Regions from separate parts of the Mus musculus genome. Here region 1 is linked to region 2. Evidence: chromatin contacts called from ENCODE Hi-C or POLR2A ChIA-PET data. All regions are on one chromosome and are shown on one strand. Each heading gives the region's core, a stretch centred on a gene start or an enhancer-like site at or near the end of the contact. The rest is flanking DNA. Distances are from core to core; before and after follow the strand shown.

Evidence for each region. Hi-C counts contacts between places; a loop is a spot of excess contacts on that map. ChIA-PET counts read pairs that join two places held with the same protein, here RNA polymerase II (POLR2A).
Region 1: a map of mouse trophoblast stem cell shows a loop between it and region 2 (2.0-fold over the local background). The contact joins the promoter of 9030616G12Rik here to the promoter of Itga7 in region 2. A Hi-C loop is called at or near these places in 6 of 37 maps with a recorded cell type or tissue (Patski, left cerebral cortex and mouse trophoblast stem cell). POLR2A ChIA-PET finds 5 or more read pairs at or near these places in 2 of 5 experiments (Patski and embryonic stem cell).

What each region holds. Positions count from the first base shown.
Region 1 is chr10:128,969,694-128,972,669 of GRCm38, reverse strand. 9030616G12Rik (RIKEN cDNA 9030616G12 gene) reads right to left here and starts at 1,473. Exons shown (of 2, transcript NR_152816.1): 1 at 1,343-1,473.
Region 2 is chr10:128,932,332-128,935,120 of GRCm38, reverse strand. Itga7 (integrin alpha 7) reads right to left here and starts at 1,308. Exons shown (of 25, transcript NM_001330160.1): 1 at 927-1,308. The coding sequence starts at 1,132. Gm46186 (a long non-coding RNA gene) reads left to right here. Exons shown (of 3, transcript XR_001779675.2): 3 at 1-171.

The DNA of each region.
Region 1 (2,976 bases), core at 224-2,723, 37 kb before region 2:
TAGTCACGTCTTCTAGGTCCCAGTTTATCTTCTGCCTACTTGTTCTATCCATTAAAAGTGGAATGTAGGGTTGGGATATAGCACAGTTAGCAGAGTACCTCTCGAACATAGGCAAAGCCCTGGGTTAGCTTCCTTCATCATTACATAAAGCTAAACCTTGGTACATGCCAGTATTCCCAGTTCCAGAAACATAAAGGCAGGAGGATCAGAAATTCAAAGTTATCCTTGGCCACATAGCAAGGTTAAAGTTAGTCTGGGGTGCAAAAGACACTATCTCAAAGAGGGGAGGCAGATTTAGAAATCTCCAACTAATTTTGTTAGATTGCCTATTTGTCTCTTCAACTCTGTTGGGTTTTACTTAATATATTTAGGGGTCTCTGATTAAGTGCCTGTACTAGTAAGCAAAAACAGTAAGATGAAATTATTACCACAGCACTGGAGAAATGGCTCAATAGTTAAGACTGCTCTTCCAGAGGTCCTGAGTTCAAATCTCAGCAACCACATGGCATCTCACAACTGTCTATAATGGTATCTAATGCCCTCTTCTGTATGCAGGCATACAGACAGACAGAGCACTCATATAAGTAAATAAATAAATAAATAAATAAATAAATCTTTTTTTAAGAAGAAAGAAGTTATTACTACAGTTAAAGAACTTTATTGTTGTTGGTTTTTGGTTGGTTGGTCCCCCCCCCCTTTTTTTTTTTTTTTTTTTTGGTATTTTGTGACAAAGTCTCAGTATGTAGCTCTGGTTGGCCAGGAACTCACTATAAACCCAGGCTGTCCTTGAACTTGTAGCCAATCTCCTGCCTTTGCCCCTGCCCCTGCCCCTGCCCCTGCCCCTGCCCCTGCCCCTGCCCCTGCCCCTGCCCCTGCCCCTGCCCCTGCCCCTGCCTCTGCCTCTGCCTCCTGTGTGGAGGGATGATGGACATACATGCACCACCACTACACCTAGTTTAAGAACACTTTTAAATGATCAGAGGTAGAGGCTTAGTCTATCCAGAAAGAAAGAAAGAAAGAAAGAAAGAAAGAAAGAAAGAAAGAAAGAAAGAAAGAAAGAAAGAAAGAAAGAAAGAAAGAAAGAAAGGAAGGAAGGAAGGAAGGAAGGAAGGAAGGAAGGAAGGAAGGAAGGAAGGAAGGAAGGAAGAGAGAGAGAAAGAGATTTAAACTTAAATAAATGAAACAATAGAAACAGAAAATCAACAAAAGGGTTCTTCTTTGAAAAGATAATAAAATTAACTAAGCTATAGCTAAACTGACCAAAACTAAACAAATAGATAAAAACAAGAAAAATAGTTGGGTTACTAAAATCAGGAAGGAAGGAGGAGACATCACTACTTACCTTACAGAAATAAGAATTCCCAGGTGATATCTTTCTAGTAACTTAAGTCATTTGGATTTCTGTGAGGGAAGCATGCCTCTCTGACAAGCATCTGTTGTGATCTACACTGGTCTGTTTCTTTGTATCTCTTTAAGTTTCTCACTGGAAACTGGGCGAGTTAAATAATGTCTCTGACAGTTCTGGAGACAGGATTTGGTGTTGCTGTTTGTTTTTGTGGCTGCAGCTGCTGCTATATTTGTTGCCAGTATCTTTCCTGAACTGATTTTGAAATCTTTATACTTTAGCAGGTATGACCTCTGAAGTCTCTGGCTAGCTACACAGTCAAATAACAAAACAGAGGTTTCCCTGGAGACCTTTACCTTCCTGTTAGGTGCCCCACCTTTGCTGAGGGTGCTGTGCCTATTGCCTTCAGCAAGCAAGCCCTCTAACCTAGATTTTAGTTCCTGCTTGAGCAGACAGAGCCTCAAGGTGAACCAAGAGGTGAGAGTAAGTGTGCTGCCAGGAGACCCCTGAGTAAGGGCTGCTGAAACACCCCTCTGGACATCCCTTAGATTTACTTCATTAATTTTAGCCAATCTGTCTTTTGCTTAAATGAATAGCACCACAAGGCAACTGCAACTTTAAAATTAGCACCAACTGTCTGAGGCTGTCCCATTTATTTGCATACAGGGTCTTTAAGAAGCATGAAGCCTGCTTATCACCTGCAGCTTACTGCAGACCCATTATAGTGGGTCTCCGGTTTCAAGGCTGGAAGTGGGAAAGGGTAAAAATAAGGCTCATTAAATACCACCACGCTCATGGCTCCTATGACAGTCAGCCATTTCTCTAGGAGACAGGCAGGTGAATCACTTGGTGGATTGTTATATCTTTGGTTCATTTCTAGAGTTCTGGGAAACTTTTTTGAACATTTTAGATAAGGGCTTCTTGTCTTACTCCACCTCCGTATTCTTATCACATTTCTTTTCTAGTCCCCTGGTGCTCTGGAAGAGAAATAACCCAACATGGGAATGCAGCCACTGCGGAACTGGGGTGGCATTGCCTAAAGAAATTAAAAACTGAACTACAAGATCTAGGAGTTTAACTTCCAGGTACTACCTAAAGGAGAGGGCTCCACATAAAGACCTCCTTTCTTCTACCTTCATGGCAGCATTAGTCATGCAATGAAAACAAGTGTCCAACAACCAAACAGTGGATAACGAAACTGCAATATGAATACACAGTAAGACATTATCCACCCACATTTGACACAACAGGGAAGAAATTAGAATACATCATGCTGAGAAAAATGTGTAACTGGGCATAAATATAAAAATATTAGCTGGACATGGTGCCAAATGCCTTTAATCCCAGCACTTAGGAGGCAGAGGCAGGCAGGTTTGAAACTAGCCTGTCTACATTGTATATCTCAGGACAACCAAGGCTATGTAGAGAGACCTTGTCTCAAAAACAAACAAACAAACAAAAAGCCAAGAAGTGGTCTTAATCTCAGCACTTGGGAGGCAAAGTCAGGTGAATCTCTGAATCTACAGAGAGCAAGTTCCAGGATAGCCAGGTCTACACAGAGAAACCCTGTCTTGGAAAAAAAATAAAAAATAAAAATATTGCATGGCTTCACTTACTCCTGTGTAGAATCT
Region 2 (2,789 bases), core at 59-2,558:
GCCATGGGTGAGAAAGCCCTTTGGCGGGCGGGGGTGGGAAGCTTTCTTCCTGGTCTCACCTCCTGTCACATGTAGTAAGAACCAAGGATTTGGAAACACTGCAAATGTGTCTAGCTACCAGGGGTCCTGAAAAAAATGTCAATTATTCCTCAGCCTCGGGCTTCCTTGTCTCTCCCTACTGCTGAGATTTCTGGAGTTAGAAATTTCCTGAGGAGGAACAGAAGCAGCGTGGTATCTTTACTGTATCCTCCTGCTGCTGCTGCTGCTGCTGCTGCTGCTGCTGCTGCTGCTGCTGCTGCTGCTGTCTCTGGCGATGGTGGTGACAGCTGCCACCATTTCTTGCTACTGCTCAGACAGTCTCTATTTTTCAGACAGTCTCTGCCACCGTCTGTGACCATCACTGAAGACTGTCAGGCCTTCTCAGCTCTTCCTCTAGTCTCCCTGCTGTGTTAAGCCACACCACTCCTGGCCTCCATGCCCTGCAGTCCTCACGCTATCTCATGGTGATGCTTTGACAGTAGCTATTTCTGTTTTCTCTCCTCTTTGCCTCCCATGGCACCCTCATCCACTCTGCCCTTGCCCACTCGGTCCATCCTATGCAGAGGCAGAATGCTCACCCTCCCTTCCTGGAGCAGTTCACCCCTCTGAGGTAGAAAAGGAGCCAGAGATGCAAGGCTGGAGCAAGAATGCAAACGGAAGGGAGAGGCAGAAGGAAGAGGGTCTCTGGCAAGAATGTTGCTCTTTAACTCATCCCCCAAGGCAAGACTCTGAGTCTGAGGACCTGGACAATACGAGGCAAGGCTTCAAGTGTGAGATGCCTGTGGGCAGAGTACGGTTGAAAACCTGAGAGATGGATAGGTGAGGAGTTGGGAGAAAGGTAGCCCAAAGCTTGAGCCTGGGGACTCTGGGCGGGTACGGTGACTCACCAGCTCTGGGGTCGGGGCTGTAATTGTCGGTGCAGGGCCACCGAAAAGCCGAATAGGCTGCCGGGTTCTCCCTCCTTGCGTATGGCACCCATCACATCCAGATTGAAGGCGATAGCCGGTGGTAAGAACAGTCCAGCGAGCAAGGAAGTAATAAGATAGTAGATTCCGGGGGGCCGGAGAAAATCGCACCTCGGAATCCTGGCCATGGGATCAACGCTCTCCCAGCTAGTGCGAGGAAATCGTCGCGCGCCGGGAGCCCCAGGTCTCCCCGAGGGTGTTTCTGGTTTCCGAAATCTAGCTGATCTTTCCGGGTCTTCCAATCTTTCACCTCAGCACCCCTCTTCAGTCCCTTCCCGCTGCTGCCCCAGGACCAGCTAAGTACAACTACTGCACGCCTTGGGAGCACCGGCTCCGGCTCCGGCTCCGCCTCCTCTCTGGGACACCGCCCCAGACCCCGCCCCTTCCCGCCCCATGCCCCCAGCAGCAGATAGACTCAGGCGCAAGACCCAGGGTCCGGGGATGCCCAGACCCGCGGCTCAGGTCTAGCACCCGCCGCACCCATTGCCTTGCGCCCTGCCGCCCCACCTTTGCACTGTGCACTCATTCCTTCACCCACCCTTCCCCCCAAAAAGTGGAGGTTGAGCCCAGAAATGCGGAGAGAAAGAGTACAGTAAAAAGAAGAATCACAGAGAATTGAGATGAGGCTGAGAAGACAGATATGCTGATAAAAACAGAGGACCGGAAAGTTCCTGGGCCCTGATCTAGAGTGGTCCTTTACTGACTTCGCCTCCCCTGGAGACTCACAGCACACCTCGTAGGCTGTAAGAATCAAACCGCTCCTCATGCCATACAGCCCACAAATAACGAAGGCAGTATTAGCAAGTCACAACGTCAGCATTCAGAGGACCAGAAAGAAGTAAAGGCACAGACAGAAAACACTCAGCAGGGGTGGAGACTGGAGCAAATGGAAAGAAGGGAATGAAGAACAGGAGGAAGGTCAAGTTTAGCTCAAAGTCTGCAGTGAAGGAAAAAGAAAAAGAGTAAAATAAGAAATGCAAGTTAAACTGTGGAGAGGGAAGAGAGAGCTAAAAGGGGGCAAAAATGAAAGACACTGGACCTAAGAGACAAAGATCCTGCTATCAGGTCCTTCCAGAGACTGGTCATTTCCAACGCAACAAAAAAAGGATGGCAAGCTGGGTGTGGTAGGACGCGCTTATATTCCCAGCACTCAATAGGCAGAGCCAGGAAGATCTCTGTCATCTCGAAAGCAACTTGGTCTACAGGGAGAGTTCCAGGCCAGTCAGAGCTACAGAGTGCAGCCCTGTCTCAAAACCTAAGAGGGGGATGGGAAGCCAGGCTTGAAGACCCAGACCTGCAATCTCAGCAGTGAACAAGGCTGAAGTCAGCCCAGCCTACAAAGCTACATAGTGAATTGGTCTCTGAATGAATCAACAGAAAGGGGAATGCAGAGTTTTGGGCTACTTCAGATAGGAGTTGGATGATCTCCAATACCCAGACCCTGCCTCAAAAAAATAAAATAAAGAGTTCTCCACAGAGACCCAAGGGCCTACCCAACTTCACTTCCCTTCCCCCACTCTGGTGTAGAAGCAAAGGGAGGGACATTTTTTTCCATCTCTTTGCTATTTATAACTCTAATCAAGAAATGAGGCCAAGAGAAGAGATGGAGAATAATTTGGCAAAATAGTAGCCTCACCCCCTTCCACTTTGTCTTCTAGCTTCTCTTTCTTTTTTTTTTTTTCCAGGAATTATTTATTTGTTTTATGTCTGAGTACACTGTAGCTGTCTTCAGACACACCAGAAGAGGGCATCAGATCCCATTACAGATGGTTTTGAACCACCATG